Regions from separate parts of the Homo sapiens genome. Here region 2 is linked to region 1. The links are chromatin contacts, found by Hi-C in ENCODE. All regions are on one chromosome and are shown on one strand. Each heading gives the region's core, a stretch centred on a gene start or an enhancer-like site at or near the end of the contact. The rest is flanking DNA. Distances are from core to core; before and after follow the strand shown. Region 1 holds the start of EZH2 (enhancer of zeste 2 polycomb repressive complex 2 subunit). Region 2 overlaps PRKAG2 (protein kinase AMP-activated non-catalytic subunit gamma 2).

Region 1 (3,995 bases), core at 996-3,495:
TTATCTGGGCACATGATTGCTTGTTTCTCCTTATCTTTTAGCTTCCCTTTATATATACTTTCCAACATTGGAGTGATTCAGAATATATGTGAGGAATGGGATGGTGATTTAGGAAAGGCGGGAAAATTATGGGCTAAATCATCTGATGAAAAATTCTGGCCCAGCGCAGTGGCTCACGCCTGTAATCCCAGCACTTTGGGAGGCCGAGACGGGCGGATCACAAAGTCAGGAGATCGAGACCATCCTGGCTAACACGGTGAAACCCCGTCTCTACTAAAAACACAAAAAATTAGTCGGGTGTGGTGGCAGGCACCTGTGGTCCCCAGCTACTCGGGAGGCTGAGGCAGGAGAATGGTGTGAACCCGGGAGGCGGGGCTTGCAGTGAGCTGAGATGGTGCCACTGCACTCCAGCCTGGGCGACAGTGTGAGACTCCGTTTCTTAAAAAAAAAAAAAAAAAAAAAATTCTGGCTAGTTATTAAATTCATTAAAAATATTTCTTCAGATTTTTACCCCAACAGTTCATAGGTGACCTTTTTTCAGTTTCCAGTATGAACTCTCAATATGGAATCTCAGTTTACATGACAATGGTATTTTACCCCATAGATACATCCTAGTAAAAATAAATTCGGAATACTCTTAACTGCATTGCCACATGAAGCAATAGGAGAGACTGTATCCTAAGCAGAATCCCTCTAATTCCTCTGGGTTGAGGTAGCTTGACCCCCCATAACCAAGATCAATTTTTTTTTTTTTTTTGAGATGGAGTCTCGCTCTGTCGCCCAGGCTGGAGTGCAGTGGCGTGATCTCGGCTCACTGCAAGCTCCGCCTCCCGGGTTCACGCCATTCTCCTGCCTCAGCCTCCCGAGTAGCTGGGACTACAGGCGCCCGCCACCACGCCCGGCTAATTTTTTGTATTTTTAGTAGAGACGGGGTTTCACCGTTATTAGCCAGGATGGTCTCGATCTCCTGACCTTATGATCCGCCCGCCTCGGCCTCCCAAAGTGCTGGGATTACAGGCGTGAGCCACCGCGCCTTGCAAATATCCTCACACTTTGCAGAGGCGGCAAGTGAACAGTGCTCATCTTGATAAAGGATTTTTAACACTGACACGTGCTTAGAACTACGAACAGTGGAAGGGTCTGAAATGGCAGCAATGTCGCCCTTTCACAGGTTTCTAGGGCGATAAGCACTGCAAGCTCGGCCAGCCAAAGTCCAGCGGTGGGGGAAAAAACGGCCAAGGCAGCAGCAGACATAATCAAACAGGGCCCGGGTCGGCGGCGGTGGCTCACGCCTGTAATCCCAGCACTTTGGGAGGCCGAGGCGGGCGGATCACCAGAAGTCGGGAGTTCGAGACCAGCCTGACCAAGACCCGTCTCTACTAAAAATAGAAAATTAGCCGGGCGTGGTGGCGCATGCCTGTAATCCAGCTACTCGGGAGGCTGAGGCATGAGAATCGCTTGAACCCGGAAGGCGGAGGTTGCGGTGAGTCGAGATCGCGCCATTGCACTCCAGCCTGGACAACCAGAGCGAAACTCCGTCTCAGGAGAAAAAAAAAAAAGTAGTAACGGGTCCGGCGGCAGCGCGCGGGCCGGGCGAGCGTCTCCCGGCAAACGCGGCGCCACAGCTGAGCCGACCTCCGGGGCCCGCGCCCTCCCCTCCCCGGGCACCACTAGGAGCGGCCAGCCCGGGCCTCGGCTCCGCGCGCGGGGAAACGAGCGCGGCGGTTAAAACCGTTACCACCCCCGAGTTTTGAACTGGTTCAAACTTGGCTTCCAGCACCCGCCCCGCCCCTCCCCCGCCCGGGAACTCTGCGGCGCCGGTTCCCGCCAAGAGCCGCCGGCGCTTCGTCCCGCCCTTCGGCCGGTTCCCGCCACCTATCCTCCCCGCCTCCCGTCCGCGGCGGGCTCCGGGCCCCCGCGATGTCTCCCGGTCCCCGCGTGCCTGCACACCGCCTTCCTGAGAGGCGCCGTGTGTTCAGCGAAAGAACAAAGAGACGGCGGCGGCGCTTCCACACGGCCAGTGGCGTCCCTTACAGCGAACCCCGCCGCCGCCCGCGCGCGCACGCGCTGCCAGTGCCCGCCCGCCCACGAGCCCTGAGCGCACTCTGCGTGGGGCTGGCTCGGCGCCTCCGAGCCCGGCGGGCCCTGTGATTGGACGGGCGCCCGCCTCGCGTCCCGCCAATCGGGGCGGCGCTTGATTGGGCTGGGGGGGCCAAATAAAAGCGATGGCGATTGGGCTGCCGCGTTTGGCGCTCGGTCCGGTCGCGTCCGACACCCGGTGGGACTCAGAAGGCAGTGGAGCCCCGGCGGCGGCGGCGGCGGCGCGCGGGGGCGACGCGCGGGAACAACGCGAGTCGGCGCGCGGGACGAAGGTAACGCGCCGCTGCGGGCGGCCCGGCCGGCGGGGCTCCGGGAGTGCGAACCGGGCGGCGGCGGCGGCGCCAGGACCTCCCCGCCACTGCTGTGCCGGTCCCGGGTATCGCCGAGCGGGGCTCACCGGGGCGCCGCGTTTGTAGGCGTGCGGGGGGTGGAGGGTGAGGGGAGAGCCCCCCTCCCCGGAAGGAGCTGTGAGCTTCGGGCTGGCCCGCGGGACCCTGCGAGTGAGGCAGCGCACACCCCTGGAGCTGCGGGGCGGGGGGCGTGTGGGGGGCTCCTTTCCCGGTGCTTGTCCTGGCCGGGGCGCCGGGGCCGGGGTCGGGGCGTTCCGGTGCCCGGTCCAGGGTGGCAGCTCGAGCCTCAAGTCTCCTTTGTGTGGCGCGGCCGCGGCGGGAGCGCCCGGGTGGGACGGGACAGACACAAGTTGGTGGGACCCAGCCGCCGAGTCCGCACTCAGACAAAGGACGGACTGTGTCTCCGGAGGGCTCGGCGCGAGGGGAAGGGGCATGACACCCGGGCCCGCCGGCGGGCGGGAGAGGGGCGTGGGGAGGCGCGGGCCGCTGCCGGGGTGGGCAGGGCTCGGCCCTCGCCTCGCGCACGCCCCCGGTCCCGGGCGCGCCGACCCCGGGCTGGGGCCGCGGCGCTCGCGGGACGACGTTCGCGGCGGGGAACTCGGAGTAGCTTCGCCTCTGACGTTTCCCCACGACGCACCCCGAAATCCCCCTGAGCTCCGGCGGTCGCGGGCTGCCCTCGCCGCCTGGTCTGGCTTTATGCTAAGTTTGAGGGAAGAGTCGAGCTGCTCTGCTCTCTATTGATTGTGTTTCTGGAGGGCGTCCTGTTGAATTCCCACTTCATTGTGTACATCCCCTTCCGTTCCCCCCAAAAATCTGTGCCACAGGGTTACTTTTTGAAAGCGGGAGGAATCGAGAAGCACGATCTTTTGGAAAACTTGGTGAACGCCTAGTGAGTTGCCACTTTCTAAAGAATCGTAATCCTTAAACATTACAAGCTGTTTTGGCCAACTTGTGTGATACATCTGAGAATGGCGACAGGTGCTAACGAAATCAACTGTCATTCAGCCAGATTATTCCCCAAATCCCGACGGGTTGAATGAGGATGAGGTGGTAGAAGTAGGTGATCAAAATAGAATGGCTATGACAAATGTGTGTTTAGATTATACGGTTAGCAGTTTCTTATTAATTGGTCTCGTTTTCTGTGAACAATAGCTTTGGTGATTCAGAAAAGACTGCATGGAGAAATGTTTGTTGCCTAAGAAATTTAACGTGTGCTGTCCACAGTTAAACTTCCTTTATCACACAGGATCTGTAACATTTAAATTCATTTGGAAATAAAAATGTGTCTTTGCTATTTACTTAAAGGCTTGCTTTTTAGGGTTCAAGCAAGTTATTATTAGTTTAATTTTGTGGCGTTTTGATGTCATCATAAAACAGCATTTAATAAACCTTTGAAAAACACGAATGCTGTCACAATTGAATGTAGTTTATACTTTTAGGGGTTTTGGAGTTTATTTTCTATTACTCTTCATAAGCATTAGCAACTAATTCATGTTTAGGAATACTGTACAAGTGTGTAATCCTAACTTGTTTATTTGTAATTTT
Region 2 (3,995 bases), core at 493-2,992, 2.8 Mb before region 1:
TCAAGGCAGGAGAGCCTGGAGTTCTGATGCCCAAGAGCAGGAAGAGGAAAGTGTCCCAGCTCCAGGAGAAAGAGCAAGGAAATCCTCTGTCACCTTTATTGTTCTCTCCAGGCCCCCAGCTAATTAGATGGCGCCCGCCCACACTGGAGGCAGATCTTCCCCACTCAGTCCACTGACCCACATGCCAGTCTCTGGAAACTCCTGCACGGACACACCCAGAAATAATGCTTTACCGGTTGTCTAGGTGTTCCTTAATCCAGTCAAGATGACTGGATTCAAATTTAACCATCATAGGCACTCTGGCTACACGGAAGGAAATAGACTGGAAAGCGGGCAAGACTGGAGGAGCTCAAGCTGCCCGGCTGGCCAACCCTGAGAAAATGGAAGCCTGAAACAGGGGAGGTGTAGCAGGGATGGAGACAAGTGGGTTGTCTCAAAAGAAACCAAGACGGCAAGACCCAGAGGACTGGGGCACAGTTTTAGATGAAGTGCATCTGCGTTGGTGTAGAAAACTCCAGTGGAGATGATGGCAGTGTGGAGCTCAGGAGAGGGCTGGGCTGGGACTGAGACCTGGACATGTCAGGCACAGTGGTGGGTTGGAGCTGCCTGGAGAATGCCCAGTGGGAACGGGAGCAGAGTGCATGTGCAGCTCCTGTCCAGCATCCAGGGGGTTTCACGTCGTTCTTTACTCTTTGGAGGACGCCCTTGCAGAGCAGAGTGGAGCTCAAGGAAGACAGCAGGATGCACAGAAACTAAGAGTTCTGTATGCTAAATTATTCAGGAGCTCCTTACCCAGTATTTGAGGTTGATTTATTTCTTGCAGGAGCTATTTAAGACTTCTTTTAAGAGGCAGAGCAAACTCATATCCGACCTCTGTGCGTAAAGGAGTGCTTTTTTGGCAATTGTTTTATGATTAAGTTTTCAGGCTGAAGTTTTCCCTTCTGATAGTCATTCAAAATACAGTGTTTTGCTGCACCTGGGCACAATTATGTAAGACACAACTTAATAATTTAGCTTTTTTTTTTGAGACAGAGTCTCACTCTGTCGCCAAGCTGGAGTGCAGTGGTGCAATCTTGGCTCACTCCAAGTTCCGCCTCCTGGGTTCAAGCGATTCTCCTGCCTCAGCCTCCCGAGTAGCTGGGACTACAGGTGTGCGCAACCATGCCCGGCTAATTTTTGTATTTTTAGTAGAGACGGGGTTTTCACCATGTTGGCCAGGATGGTCTCGATCTCCTGACCTTGTGATCCGCCCGCCTCGGCCTCCCAAAGTGCTGGGATTACAGGCATGAGCCACCATGCCGGGATAATAATTTAGCATTTTTTACCAACCAAGAAGTCACACTTGTGATGGCTCCATGTTTCTCAGGCATTCTCTCCATAAAGTCCAACTTGGGTCCCTCTGTTCCCTCCCACCACACTAGAGTCCAGTAACCTCAGACTGGCTGATGTGATATAAATGGAAATGTTCCCTGTGGTGGAACTGTGCCAGGCTGTTAGCAGAACCCAGTTCCTCCCTGCCATGGTTGGCCCATTTTGTTCTCCCTGGGGAGATCGGTCTGGATTATCAGGAGGGTTTGGGTGGTGGATTTGGTCTGTTTTTGCTACATCAAACATCCCTGATGCTGATGGACTGAGAGAGGAGTCGGTGTCACAAGTGCACGCCCCTTCCCTTTGCTTGCATGACATTGCCCACGCCCTTCCCCTCCCTTCGCCTCTTCTCCCGGCTTTCCCTGCCTGCCTGAAACAGCTAAAATTAAGTCTGGCATAAGTCTGTTGAGACTTTAAGAAAACATTGCCATAAAAGGGCAACGACGACCACCAGCTTCAAGTTCTGTGTGCTGACAAATTCGTCTGTCTTTTGACCCTGTGCACATTAATGTACATACCTAAACTGTAAAAGCCCTCAAATTCCTGAAATTGACTTAGTGTGTTATAAAAAAAAAAAAAAAACCTCATGACTTTTTCTGTTGTTCCATGAGTAGCCTCCTTTCTAAGGAAGAAAACATAAGATTTCTTACTAAGTAAAAAACCTGTAGAAATAAATTCAATCCCACTAGCATATTACATAAAAACATTTTTATTTTAGGCTACTCCTGTACACCCATTCATTATCAAGTGGAGTTGCATAAAACATTAATTGTTAGAATTTCTACTCTCTACCAACTTCTGTAGTGATGGTTTATAGGTCTTTTCAGTCTGTGAACCACTTTTGCGGTCCTCCTGACGTACATACTGCCATTTGTTGCCCATTTCTGCCTCCCAAAAAACAACCCCTCACGATTACAGGTGAAATTGATGGTGCTTATCATAAACACCGGTAAGAATTTTTTTAAATTATTGCAAGAGACAAAAGCATAGACTTAGAACGAGAGATACTTCCTGTGTACCTTGGCTCACTCCAAGTTTTTTTAAAAAACTTTTTTTAAAAATTAAACTTTTTATTTTGAGATAATTGTATATTCACATATAGTTGTAAGAAATAATGCAGAGAGATCCTGTGCACCCTTTACCTAGTTCCCCGCAGTGGTAACATCTTGCAAAACTAAACAGTACAGGAGAAACTTGAATCCTCATACATTGCTGGTAAAAATGTAAAATGGTGCAGCCACCTTGAAAACAGTTCAGCAGGTCCTCAAAATATTAAATGTAGAGAGGCCAGGTGTGGTGGCTCATGCCTGTAATCCCAGCACTTTGGGAGGCTGAGGCGGGTGGATCACCTGAGGTCAGGAGTTCGAGACCAACCTGGCCAACATGGTGAAACCCCATCTCTACTAAAAATATGAAAATTAGCCGAGCATGGTTGTGCGCACCTGTAGTCCCAGCTACTCGGGAGGCTGAGGCAGGAGAATCACTTGAACCCAGGAGGCAGAGGTTGCAGTGAGCTGAAATCGCGCTACTGCACTCCAGCCTGGGTGACAGAGTGAGACTCCATTTCAAAACTAAATTTAAAATATATATATATTAAACATAGGGTTACCCTGTGGCCCAGCAATTCCACTCCTGTATATATGAAATGAAACACATGTCCACACAAACACTTGCACAGGAATGTCCATAGGAGCATTTTCACCACAGCCAAAAAGTGGAAACCACCTGAGTGCCCATCAGCTGACGAAAGGATAAACAAGGTGTGTGTGTCCACACAACAGAGTATCGTTCAGCAGTCAACAGAAATGAAGTGCTGATCCGTGTTACAATGTGAATGGGCCCTGACATTAAGCGGAAGCTAGTCACAAAAGACCACCTATTGTATGATCCCATTGATGAGAAATACCCAGCATCGGCAAATCCATAGAGACAGGAAATAGTTGCCTAGGGATGGGTGTGAGGGTTGAGCAGGTAATGGGACGTGACTGCTAATGGGTACAAGCTGTCTCTTTGGGATGATGAAAATGTAAACTTAGATAGTTGCACAATTCTGAATATTCCAAAAATCACTGGGCTGCACACTTTAAATGGGTGAGTTATTTTATGGTATGTGAATTATATTTCAGTAAAGATTTTTTTGGCTGGGCGCGGTGGCTCATGCCTGTAATCCCAGCACTTTGGGAGTCTGAGGCGGGTGGATCACGAGGTCAGGAGATCGAGACCATCTTGGCTAACACGGTGAAACCCAGTCTCTACTAAAAAAAATACAAAAAATTAGCCTGTAGTCCTAGCTACTCCGGAGGCTAAGGCAGGAGAATGGCGTGAACCCGGGAGGTGGAGCTGGCAGTGAGCTGAGATGGCACCACTGCACTCCAGCCTGGGGGACAAAGCGAGACTCCGTCTCAAAAAAAAAAAAAAAAAAATTTATTGTCATTTCCTCCACAGAATTAAATCAGCTTGGCCTGACTCATAGGGAAAAATACAGGGTGATATCACAAGCAGGATATTGACATTGATACAGTCAAGATGTAGAACAGTTCGGTCACCACAAGGATCTCTTACATTATCCTCTTATAGCCATAGGCACCTCTGGCCCCCTACCCCAGCCCCTGATCCCCGGCATCCAC

The links. Hi-C counts contacts between places; a loop is a spot of excess contacts on that map. Pooled maps may share reads with other maps.
Region 2: a map with no recorded cell type shows a loop between it and region 1 (8-fold over the local background). The contact joins the enhancer-like site here to the promoter of EZH2 in region 1. A Hi-C loop is called at or near these places in 3 of 37 single-sample maps with no recorded cell type and 6 of 50 pooled maps.

The regions. Positions count from the first base shown.
Region 1 is chr7:148,882,541-148,886,535 of GRCh38, reverse strand. EZH2 (enhancer of zeste 2 polycomb repressive complex 2 subunit) reads left to right here and starts at 2,245. Exons shown (of 20, transcript NM_004456.5): 1 at 2,245-2,372. LOC124901767 (a long non-coding RNA gene) reads right to left here and starts at 1,347. Exons shown (of 2, transcript XR_007060579.1): 1 at 1,053-1,347; 2 at 1-179. RefSeq lists silencers at 1,612-1,841, 1,962-2,331, 2,492-3,081 and an enhancer at 2,300-2,991.
Region 2 is chr7:151,635,663-151,639,657 of GRCh38, reverse strand. The region is part of intron 4 of PRKAG2 (protein kinase AMP-activated non-catalytic subunit gamma 2); the gene reads left to right. Among named protein-coding and RNA genes, the nearest start is that of RHEB, 120 kb to the right of the region's middle. Within about 2 kb of position 1,742, at least 7 of the 41 ENCODE cell types and tissues checked have a DNase peak (open chromatin) inside an H3K27ac peak, as active enhancers do.